2 separate regions of the Homo sapiens genome follow, and region 2 is linked to region 1. The links are chromatin contacts, found by Hi-C or POLR2A ChIA-PET in ENCODE. All regions are on one chromosome and are shown on one strand. The core of a region is the stretch at or near the end of the contact, and the rest is flanking DNA. Distances in the headings are between cores, read along the strand shown. Region 1 overlaps TIAM1 (TIAM Rac1 associated GEF 1). Region 2 holds the start of DYRK1A (dual specificity tyrosine phosphorylation regulated kinase 1A).

Region 1 (6,061 bases), core at 1,331-3,830:
AAGTCAGACGCTGAAGAAGTTTCTTAATTTTCTGACAATTCTATCAGGAAAGTACTTGTCCCCATTTATAAATGAAGAATCCAAAGCACAGAGAACTCAGGCAACTTATCCAAGGCCACACAGCCTGTAAGTGATGGAGCTAGTGATTTTTATTCCCACAGTGCTGCTCTCAGCCATCTTTTCTGCCTGTAACCTTTCAGACAGCTGCCTCTAGCCTACCTCTGAATTCTAGGATTCCATCCACAGGGCCCCTAACATTGCCAAAAGCAAAGAGATTAACTGCCCAACTAGAATATGTGACATTCAGGCTGGAGACAAAGATTTTGGCTTGATTTGGTTTCCAAACAACAAAATCATTTCTTTAAGTATTTCAAAAATGTTTAAGAAATATTTTGGTAATGTTTCCCTGTACTGCCCCCAAAGTACAGGGAAATGGTGAATACCTACTCCATACCAGCATCCCTCAGTAGGACCACAAGGGTAAACAATGAGTACACCAACACTGTAATAACCAAAGGAAAGAACAGAAGTATTTTTTTACAGGCCAGGCACGGTGGCTCACACCTGTAATCCCAGCACTTTGGGAGGCCGAGGCAGGCAGATCACTTGAGCCCAGGAGTTCGAGACCAGCCTGGACAACATGGCAAGACCCCATCTCTACAAAAAAAAAATACAAAAATTAGCCAGGAATGGTGGTGTGCAGCCGTAGTCCCACCTACTCAGGAGGCAGAGGTAGGAAGACCACTTGAGCCTAGGAGGTGGAGGTGCGGTAAGCTGTGATCAATCATGCCACTGCACTCTAGCCTGGGTGACAGAGGGAGGCCCTGTCTCAAAAAAAAAAAAAAATTAGTTTTTAGTTTCATACTACTAGAGAAGAATCATGGAAAGATACATTCTCATAGAGTATGTTTTTAGAATTTACTCAGAAGGGGCCAGGTGCAGTGGCTCATGCCTATAATCCCAGCACTTTGGGATGCCGAGGCAGGTGGATCACTTGAGGTCAGGAGTTCGAGACCAGCCTGGCCAACACGGCAAAACCCTGTCTTTACTAAAAATAAAATAATTAGCCAGGTGTAGTGGCGCTCACCTGTAATCCCAGCTACTCGGGAAGCTGAGGCATGAGAAACACTTGAACCCGGGATGCAGAGGTTGCAGTGAGCCAAGATGGCACCACTGCACTCCAGCCTGGGCGACAGAGCAAGACTCTGACTCAAAAAAAAAAAAAAAGAATGTATACAGAAGAAGGTTCATCTAAAATAACATAAATATTCATCATGTATCTGGGGAAATATAGATACATTTCTACCTTTTAAGTCAAAAAGCTGGAAAGAAACCAGCCATCAGTGAGTTAAGAGGTGTCACACGGAGGGGGCATTGAAGAACCCACACTTTTCAATATTTTTCCCCTTTACTGTTTACTTTCACATGCAACTGCGAATAAAAGCAGTAGATATACTACACACTGGCATTTAGAAATTGTTTAAAATGGAGCTAAAGACATTACATTTAAAATTGAAGAAGAGCATCCCTTTGCAAACCAACCGTGTTTCTCACGCCCTCCAGACCCTCCAGACCCTGCTGAGGCCTCTGCTTTTCCACTGTCAGGCAGAGTCCCCCTGGAGCAAAACTGCTGTGCATCTGAACACCCTGACCCCAGCGAGACCCCAACTCCCCTCCCGCAGGTGAGCCACTGAATTCCTCACCTATTAATGACATGTCCTGATTTTGTTTGGTTTTGTTCTGTTCCATTTTTCTTATAGAATGCCCCATTCTCTAGGAATGGAGTTGAGCAGCTGCCACTCTGTCCTCTGATCAAAGTTATGGTCCTCTCCTGTCTTCCTGTTGTCCCAGCTCACCTGAGAGACTTTCTGGGAAGAGACTCTTAGAGGGAAGGGGAGTACTATGGCATTCATGGAGAATCCCCAGTGACCAGCTTGGAAGGCAGCTGAAATTTTCAAAGGAACTTCCTGCCTATCTGTATCCCAAACTAAAAAGATAGAAAGAAAACCAAACAGCTTTACCAGTTAACAATACCATCCTTCAGTGCACACCATCAGACTCCAAATAATCCATATTAAGTGGTAAAAGCCCATGAACTGGAAAGAAAGAAGGCTTCTGCAATGACAACAACAAAAAGATAGGGCAAGTCCCTAGTATCTCAGGGTATTCCCCACGCCCTGCAGATGTGCGTGATCATACACTTCCCACCAGGTAATACTCGGGAAGTATTTAAGATGCTAGATGAAAGGCATTTGTTACCCAGGGGCAATCCCCCTAAGTTTCTTGCAGTGGTGATTAAAGCGATTGCCCTCCATCCCTTCCCTACCTTCCAGTGATGTGAGGTTTAACTAATGTGCACTTGGGGTTTTAAGATCCCTAGATGAAAAGAGGACCAGATGTGAAAGTTATTATTATTTTGTTCAAAGTAGACGGGTATACTAACATCTGTGGGCAAGTTTACCACACGCCACTTAAAACAGGCTAACAGGGTCATATGCCAAAACGTTCAGGTTTGCATTTTTGAAAAGCTCAGAGATCTGACAGATGTGTTCCGGCCGCGATTTAACATGCGGCTCCAGTGAGAAGGAAGCAGATATGACAAATGGTTCACTTATTTCAGAACTAAAACCCCAGAGGAGCAGCCTGAGCCAAAAAGGGAAGTGATCAATGGAAAAGACGGTCGAATCTGCTCACAGGCAAGGCAAGGGGGCAACACAGAGCATGTGCAGGGAGGAGGAGCTTTCTGTTTGGAAGGTAAATGAAACACTGGGCTGCAGAGAACCCGAAATTATCTTCAAGCATTTTTTAGCCACGCTTGAACTCATTCTAGAATTCATCAGCTAAGTACCCTTATAGGATAAAAAGTCCCTTTCTTCATCTTCTATAAAGAAAGAGATCTGTGGGCTGGGCGCAGTGGCTCATGCCTGTAATCTCAACACTTTGGGAGGCTGAGGTGGGCAGATCATTTGAGGTCAGGAGTTCGAGACCAATCTGGCCAACATAGCAAAACCCATCTCTACTAAAAATAGAAAAAATTAGCCTGGTGTGGTGATGCACACCTGTGATCCCAGCTACTTGGGAGGCTGAGGCATGAGAATCGCTTGAACCCAGGAGAGGCAGAGGTTGCAGTGAGCTGAGATGTGCCACTGCACTCCAGCCTGGGCAACAGAGTGAAACGCCGCCATCTCAAAAAAAAAAAAAAAAAAAGGAAAGAAAAGAAAACAGAAAAGAAGAAAAAAGATTTGTGCCTAGAGAAATTGCAAAAATAAAGACCACCCCACCATCACCCTGCACCAGTAGGATCCAGACTGTGTGAGCAATAAGAAAGTCTAATCGATGCCCAAACACAGGCTTACTGAGAACCATGGTCCACATGAAATGGTGCGTAGTCTCCTCCCAACGCAGCTGTCAGGGAGAACCTATGGACCTAAACCAGATCGTGTCTCCCTAGTCCTATCCACAACCCTCAAAGGCTTCCCATCTCACCAGCAGTCCCGCAGACCCTGCCCTGACGACCCTCCTCTGTCTTCATCTCCTTGGCTCTCCCACTTTGCTCTTTCCACCCAAACTTCCAACATGCCCAGCCCAGCCCTCTGCCCTCTGCCTCGATGCTCCCTCTGTCAGCACAGGGCTCGCTTCCTCAACCCCTTGCCATCTTGGCTCCAATGTCACCCATGCAGTGGGGCCTTCCTAACTCCCCTATGTTCAAAAGCTCAAACACCCAACACTTCCTTGCTTCAAGGGCCTCCACTGTAACAATCACCTTCCCACATGGTACATGTTGTAACTACAGTCGCCATTCCCTATCCACGGGTTCAGTATCCATGGCTTCCATATCTGTGGACTCAACCAACCGTAGATCAAAAATATTCAAAATAAATCAAGAAATGATTGTGCCTGTACTTAACACGTACATATTTTATTTTATTTTTTGAGACAAGGTGTCACTCTGTCGCCCAGGCTGGAAAGCAGCAGCACAATCACGGCTCACTGCAGCCTCAGCTTCCTAGGCTCACATGATCCTCCCACCTCAGCCTCCTGAGTAGCTGGGAACACAGGCACACGGCACCACGACTGGCTTATTATTATTTTTTTTTTTTATTTTGCTCTAAGTTCTGGGATACATGTGCAGAACGTGCAGGTTGGTTACACAGGTATACATGTGCCATGGTGGTTTGCTGCACCGATCAACCCGTCATCTAGGTTTTAAGGCCCGCATGCATTAGGTATTTGTCCTAATGCTCTCCCTCCCCTTGACCCCCACCCCCCGACAGGCCCAGGTGTGTGATGCTCCCCTCCCTGTGTCCATGTGTTCTCATTGATCAGCTCCCACTTATGAGTGATAACCTGTGGTGAATTTTTCTATTTTTTGTAGAGATGGGGTCTCGCTATGTTGCTCAGACTGGTCTCGAACTCCCAGGCTCAAGTGATATTCCTGCCTTGGCCTCCCAAAGTGCTGGAATTACAGGTGTGAGCTACCATACCCAGCCCAGACATTTTTTCTTGTCATCATTCCCTAAACAATACAGTATAACAACTATTACCTAGCATTTATTTTGTTTTAGGTATCCGGAGATGATTTCAAATGTGTGGAAGGATGTGCCTAAATTATATGCAAATGCTATGCCATTTTCCAAAAGAGATTAAGCATCTATGGATTTTGGTGTCCTCAGGGCAGGGAGGGGATGTCCTGGAACGAACCCCCCACAAATACGCAGGGACAACATCTCTTGATATTGTCTGTATCCAGAATGTCAGTTCCCTGAGGGTAAGGATGCTTCCCAGCCTTCTGCCCTATTGTCTCCTTACTACCTGCAACTGAGCACGTGAACGCAGTGAACACACAGATGCTGACTTCAAAAGTCAAAGACAACCCGCAAGAAGAAACGCTGAGGTCGGCTCCCAGAAAAATCCTCGTAACTGCTCACTTTCGTGCTAAGGTGCCTGTGCACACAGTCCTGACGACTCCTTGTGGGAAGGGTGATAAGACTGAGGCAGGATTTGAGCATTTCTGGTCCCCAGGTCACAGTACATTCAAATACGACCAAATCCCTGCTGTCCGTAACCACCCTTGATGCAGGAAAGTGTGGCTAACACGGCATCTACCATATGAATCAGCTCACCAGAAAATGCATCCTTAGTGTCCACAGCGCAGCACATGGCCAGAAGGAAGAAAACAGGAACATGAAGTCAGTGCTTTCACAGCTATGAAGCCGCCAGGGAAAATCCCATTCTTAGAGTATCAGAGCCTCCTGCTTGATGAGGGATTCTCCCCTGCTGCCCAGTGACTGCTGCCCAAGCCGACAGGCTGCAAAGAACTTCAAGAAGTACTATAGGTCAAAAGACACTTTACTAGATGTCATGAGTAGAATGCAGTGCTGTGTCTCCTCAATTTGGTTTGAATGTTGTTGCTGTTTCATAATACCATTTTATAGAGCAGTTTAAGGTTCACAGCAAAATTACGCAGAAAGCACAGAGATTTCCCATATACCTCCTGCCCCACACGCACAGCCTCCCGACTACCAAGATCTTTCAACAGAATGGTCTGTTTGTTGCAATCAATAAACATATATTGACACATCATTATTACCCAAAGTCCATAGTTCACATTAGGGTTCAGTCTTGGAGCTGTAGATTCCATGGCTTTGGATGAATGTATAATGACATGTATCTACCATCACAGTCTCATACAGAGTAGTTTCACCACCCTGGGAGCACCAGTCCTGTGTGCCCTGCCTGTTCATCCCTCTCTCCTCCCTAGCCCCTGGCAACCACCTTGATGGTTCTTCCATGTTCTTTCATGACTAGCTCATTTCTTTTCAGTGCTGAATAATATTCCATTATCTGGATGTACCACAGTTTATACATTCACTTACTGAAGGGCATCTTGGTCGTTTCCAAGTTTCCAATAAACCTGCCATAAACATCCGTGTGCAGAGTTGTTTTTGGTTTTTTGCATGGTTCTTTGTATTTTTTGTTTGTTTTTGTTTTTCTTTTTTGGGGGACAGAGTTTCCCTCTGTAGCCCAGGCTGGAGTACAGTGGTGCAATCTCAGCTCACTG
Region 2 (6,061 bases), core at 2,534-5,033, 6.0 Mb after region 1:
TAAAAATAAGAATAAACAAGGCCGGGTGCAGTGGCTCTCACCTGTAATCCCAGCACTTTGGGAGGTCGAGGTGGGCAGATCAATTGAGGCCAGGGGTTCGAGGTCAGCCTGGCCAATGTGGTGAAACCTTTTCTCTACTAAAAATACAAAAATTTGCCAGGTGTGGTGGCGGGCACCTGTAATCCCAGATACTCAGGAGGTTGAGGCAGGAGAATCGCTTGAACTGGGGAGGTGGAGGTTGCAGTGAGCCGAGATCACACCCCTGCACTCCAGCCTGGGTGACAGAGCGAGACTCTGTCTCAAAAAAAAAAAAAAAGAAAGAACGAACGAACAATAAAGTTTGTACAAGGGCAGCAAGTGAAGACTTTTACCCAGAAGTCTGTAAGAACAGTAGGGGTGTCAGATGCCACGCCATGCCACTGTCTAGGGACCAAATGCAAATTGTTCACCTTCTCGCTTGGCGTGAGGAGCATTGATAGGAATACTGGTTTGCTTGTTTGTCCTTGGAATATTTATTTGGGTTATAACTCTCAGCGAGATTCCAACTACTGGACTTTCAGGCTTAGAATAGTGCCTCACCAGGAGTGGTCACTAACGGATATGAAGCCAACCAAAAGAAACCACCATCTTGGCACGCATCTGTGTGTTAGTTTCCCTTAGTGCCACTACAAAGTACAAACAACTAGGTGGCTTAAACAACAGAAATGTACTGTCTTGAATTTCTGGAGGCCAGAAGTCCAAAATCAAGATGTTGGCAGGGTTGGTTCCCTCTGATGGCCGTAAGACAAAATCTGTTCCATGCTTCTTTGTCAGCTTCTGGTAGCCTCAGGTGTGCCTTGGTTTGTAGATGGCCACCTTCTCCTGGTGTCTGTACGTTCTTCCCTGTGTTCGTTTGTCTTGGTCCAAATTTCTCCTTTTTATAAGGGCAGCAGTCATTTTGGATTAGGGTTCAATCTAGAGACCCAACTCGATTACCTCTGTGAAGACTCTAACTCCATATAATCTTGAATCATCTTGGTGTGGTAGAAAGAACATGGGCTTTGCAATTATACCTGTGTTTGAATCCTGGCTTCACCACTTACTGGTGAGTGGTGACTGCCTTGAGAAAGTCATGTAATCACTCAGGACTTGTTTTCTCATCCACATAATGGGGATGTAATGTTGCTGTGAGGATTAGAGATACTCTAGAACATGCTGGGTAAGTGGAGGCTGTTACTACCTATGAGCTGAGGGCCTTTGCTTTTCAAGGTGAACAGTCTATGAATAAACACATCTGTAAGTGAATCTAATGGGAAGATTCTTAGATGACAAGGATTTCATCTGTGAACCAGGTCAGCTGGCATCTATACCAGAGTCCTTCCGGCCTACATGTGGTCACTTGTTTGGAGCCAGCTGTAATTCACAGGTTACGTTTTTAGGTGAAGCCTGTATAAAACCATTTTACAGCATTCCAACCTGGATATGACATTCATTGACCAATGTTGTCTAAGGCTGTCACACTGGGGAGAAAAGGGGTGCAGCCTTCTAGATACGAAGACCAGCAATGCCTTCTATACCCGCATGTTTATAATCTCAAGATTCTGCCCCACTCCGATATCTTCTAGGTTGATTTGAACTGAAGACAAGGACACATATCTTGAGACATTATCATATTCTGTTCAGGTTACCTGGAAGATTAACTATACAAGTTTCTTCCATTACCAGGAATAAAAATTTGAGTCAAATTTAATTTAGTATTAAAGGTTGCAAATGCTGATGTGCTCTGATAGAAGCGAAAGCTTGGTGAATGGGGTGGGATGGGGTGGGGGCAGGAAGGAGACCCACAAGCAGAGAGGAAGAAGTTGGTTGTATAGGTGGAAGCTTGAGCTTGGGAGGAACCAGGTAGGGACCTCTCCTCTGAATAAGGGGCGCTCTGGGCCACTTCCTCTTTCTTCAAAACAATTAAGTTGACCGTGGACCTTAATCACACTAGCAGGGCAATTTTGAAACAATAATCCGAAAGAACTTTTGCCAGCTACGGCAACTTTTTTATATCATGGAGATCAGCCTGAAAGCAAGCTATTTGCCCGACCACTTTTTGACCAATTTATTTTCGGTTTAGTCAGGTTTCTTCCAAGTCTGTGCTAATCTGAATGGTTACCTTAGTAATTACTTTTTGACTAATTTATTTTCGGTTTAGTCGGATTTCTTTCAAAGTCTGTGCTAATCTGAATGGTTACCTTAGTATATCAATGTCCTAGTAACTGTAGCAAGGACATTTTTGCTGGAAATCATTTAAAGCAGGTGTATTTGAGTCATGTAGCATAGACAGCGGCATTTACTGCGAGTTTTTTACATCTAATATTGTTTATAAGATTTTATCTGTTGTCACATTTGTGAAATTTATGAAAAAAATTGGTTACGAACACTATCACAAGGTGGCAAAATCAAGCTTAGAAATCAATTAGTGACTCTGCTGTAAAATAGTATATATATACACACACACTCTTTTTAGGTATACATTTATTAAATGCCATTAGAGTTGGTACAAAATACAATTTTTAGCTGGTGGCTCTCTACCGATTACAACGCAGCCAGCACAGCATACTTGGGTTTTCAAGCCTCGGGAGCTCACCCAGCAATACATAGCTAGGGAGAAGGGGTAGGGAGAATAAAAATCAGCGAAAGCCAGGATATTAATAAAGAGTTTTGATGGTTAAGGACAAGCAGGCGAATTAAGACTCTGGAAACCGAGAAGGTGTATAGAAAAGAAAACCAGAGAGCTGGACGACAAGGACACAGTAACAGCACAAGGGGATTCATCTAAAGGGCATTCCGATGGAGCAGGCAGGCTGCGCCCCGAAAGGTGGGGAGAGGTTGGAAGCAGATGGGCAGGCACAGGCGAGCGTGCACTGCCTGAAAAAGTTTTCATGATGGCTCCAGCCTAATTTCCCAACGCTGGTCTCGGGCGCCACAAAACCTGGGCGGCCCGACCGGAGCCAGGTGCCAGCCTCAGGGCCGCCGGGCCCGGCGCAGCGTCCGGAATTCCTGCGATGTCTGGGGCGCGGCGGTGGCTCCTCCCCGCCCCCACCACGGCCTCCGCCGGCATTTTCCGGCTAGGAGGCCCGCCAGCCCTTCGAAGAACCGGCTCCACGCGCGGACGGTCGCGGCCGCCGCGCTTCCCGGGGAGAGAGGCGAGCGCGGCGCCCGGACCGCGGTGAGAGCCCTCCAGGCCCGGGCGCGCGGGGTGGGCTTCCCGGGTCCCCGCCCGAAGGCCGCGGCGCCCCTCCTCCTCCCCCTCCCCCGCCCGGGGCAGCCCGCCCCTCCCCCCGGCGCGGGCGGGGCTGCGGGCGCCGACGCGGAAGCGCGGGGCGCTAGGGCTGCGGGGGCGGCGGCGCGGGAGGCCGCGCGCGCTCCCCGGGCCGCAGTCGGCGCGGGCGCGGGGCGGGGCGGGGCGGCCGGGAGGCGGCGGGCGATCGCGCACAGGCCTGGCCGCCGCCTCGCCCCCCCTTCCCCAGCCCCTACCCTCCCTCGGCCTAGCCGTCCCCCTCCTCTCCCCTCCCCCGGGCGAATCACGCGCCCTCCTCTGACACTCGTAGCGGACCCGAGCTCCGAATTTATCCTTCACGTGACCTGAGGGGGTTGGGTGGTTGGCTGGGGACAGAGGGGGAGACGGAAAGGAGGGAACGGAATCTGCCGTTACCTGAGCAACAGGCCCCGCCCGCCGGCTCGGGGCTGGGGGGCGGGAGGAGGACGTCAGCACGTCAGCCGGGGTTTTGCGTTTTGATTGACAGTTGCTATAGCGACCGGGTCGGTCCGTCGCCATTTTGTTGGTTGGTTTTTTTTTAAACCCTTTCGCTTCCCGCCCGAATAATAATAAAAAGCCCCATTGGAGTGAGGCGGGGGTGGCGGCGGCAACCGCGGCGGGGGTATCCGGGGAGACTGCTGCTGTCGCTGCTGCTGATCGCGGCCCAGGTCGGCCTCAGAGAGCGGACACCCCGAGCGGGGGGTGCGGGCGCCGCCGCCGCCGCTTCTGCTGCTGCTGTTCCTGCTGCTGCTGTTGGTGCCGCTGCCGCCGCCGGCGAGCAGGCGGGACCGGTGTGAGTGCGAGTGTGTGTGCGAGGGAGCGTGTGCGAGGGCGATTGTGCGCGCGAGTGTGCGGGTGTGTGCGAGTGTCTGTCTGTCTGTGCGGGGACTCGGGGGCGGGCGGTTCGGGCTCTCCTGGCGGAGGAGCCGCCGCCGCCGCCCGGGCCCCGGCGCTTCTCGCTGCGCAGGTTCGGAGCGCGCGCCATTTTGTGAGATTTACAAAATCCTCCTCGGGAAGAAGCCGCCGGCAGCAGCCGCCGCTCGGCGCCCGGCCTCGCCGACGCCGCCCTCTGCGCCGGGCCGGCCGTGCGGCCCCGCCGCCTGGAATCGGGGCCCGGGGACTGCGGTATTTGCCGGGGAGGGGGCTGTCGCCTCCCCGGCCCCGGGCGCCGCTGGAACCGCGAGCCGAGGAGAGACTGAGCAGGCTGCGGCGCGGCCAGGAGCCGGAGCGCCGGGGGCGGAGAGAGGCTGCCGGGGCGGCGCTGGCTGCGGAGGCCGCGGCGGGAGCGCGGCGCGGGAGCCCGAGGCTGAGACTCACCGGAGGAAGCGGCGCGAGCGCCCCGCCATCGTCCCGGTGAGTGTCCGGCCCGGCCGCGGCCCCGCCCGGCCTGGCGCTCGGCTCCCCCGGCGGCCCGCAGCCGGGCCGGAGCCGAGGCCGGCCGGGCGGAGGGAGGGACCTGCCATTTTAGGAGGAGGCGCCGCGGGCCCAGGGCCGGCCGCCGGGGGAGGGAGCCTCAGGCCGGGTCCCGGAGGAGCGGCGGGCGCGAGCGGAGGGAAAGTTGCGGAGGGTGGGAGCGGGGGCCGCGGCCTCCCGGGAGCCGGGGCCTGGGGGGCCGTAGACAGCGCCAGACCTTCACTGGCCGCCCGAGCGAAGGGGTGGAGGTTGTCTTCCTCCTCCTCCTCCTCCTCTTCCTCCTCATCCTCTTCCCCCAGCTCCTCCCTCGTCCCTCCTCTCGGTCCCCACCAGTGTGGGAACCGCCGGGGTGATTCGCAAGGACAATGCACGGGTTAAGAAAATGGGGCCGGCTGCCGGGTGGGCGAGGACGGCGGGGCCGGGCCGGGCCGGGCGCCGGCGAAGGTCGGGAGCCGCTGCCTCGGCGGCCCTGGGGGTCCGCGCTGGAGCGAGGGGCACTCACTGGCCTCCGAAGTTGGGCGGGGAGCGCGAGTGTCCCCGGCGGCTCGGGGTGGAGGGATGACCTGCCCGGCAGCCGGGGGAGTTGGTGGCTGAGGAGAGGTGAATTAGAATAGATACCTGTGTATCGCCACAAAACTTCACCAGTCTATTTATAGGCACAAACCCACTCTCGCTTCGGAGCCACCAAAGCTGCTGAGTAGCTCAGTACTTGGCGAAAGGCTCCTCCCTAATCTGAAATAGTTAAAAATGGTAAAATTAGTGAGTCAGTGACTCTGGTTACTTGCCTGTGCCTTTCGCCCAACCCTAGGTGACACGAATCCCATAATCTGGGCACAGCGCAGGAATGCTAGCACCATTTGGTTCTTGAATTCCGCCCAAATTGTCAGAAAATACGCCTTAGAACGTTGTTTTCACAAGTGCCAGGCTCTGTTTTTAGGGTTTTCAGTGGATCGACCAGCTTGCCCAGCCGGTAGGAACTGTTCCCATTTTATAGATGAGGAGAGTGAGTCTGGAGAGGGGCACTGACTGGTCTAAGGTCATACAGCTGGGACTCCAGGAGCCAGAAGGCTGTAGCCAGTCTGGAGTTGTGAATCATTAGGGTGTAACTCATTATTAGAAATACTGGCAAATTTTGGAGTGATTCGTGTTTAATGACTCAGGGTTCTAACCTAGAGATGTGTCCCCGTAAGGTTTTTAGCGTGGAATTACCTTTGTGGCTTGCCGAGGCCAAAAGGTAAGGTAATGGTGATGAGGCCTGTTAATAAACTTTTCAGGCCTTTCCCCCCCCAAGAAAACTATGTAGTCAATTTTTGAATGAAAGGAATTAAAGATATTCCTTGATGTGTTTTGTACTTCAAACAA

Evidence for each region. Hi-C counts contacts between places; a loop is a spot of excess contacts on that map. ChIA-PET counts read pairs that join two places held with the same protein, here RNA polymerase II (POLR2A). Pooled maps may share reads with other maps.
Region 2: a loop to region 1 is called in a pooled map, with 12 times the contacts of the local background. The contact joins the promoter of DYRK1A here to the enhancer-like site in region 1. A Hi-C loop is called at or near these places in 1 of 50 pooled maps. POLR2A ChIA-PET finds 5 or more read pairs at or near these places in 2 of 52 experiments (activated CD4-positive, alpha-beta T cell and activated T-cell).

Annotation. Positions count from the first base shown.
Region 1 is chr21:31,324,456-31,330,516 of GRCh38, forward strand. All of the region lies in intron 2 of TIAM1 (TIAM Rac1 associated GEF 1), which reads right to left. Among named protein-coding and RNA genes, the nearest start is that of TIAM1, 17 kb to the right of the region's middle. RefSeq lists a silencer at 4,945-5,145. Within about 2 kb of position 2,581, at least 3 of the 41 ENCODE cell types and tissues checked have a DNase peak (open chromatin) inside an H3K27ac peak, as active enhancers do.
Region 2 is chr21:37,362,990-37,369,050 of GRCh38, forward strand. DYRK1A (dual specificity tyrosine phosphorylation regulated kinase 1A) reads left to right here and starts at 3,784. Exons shown (of 12, transcript NM_001347721.2): 1 at 3,784-4,639. RefSeq lists enhancers at 2,320-3,245, 2,777-2,856, 4,170-5,094 and silencers at 2,997-3,176, 3,207-3,516, 4,097-4,246, 4,437-4,516, 4,757-4,896 and 1 more.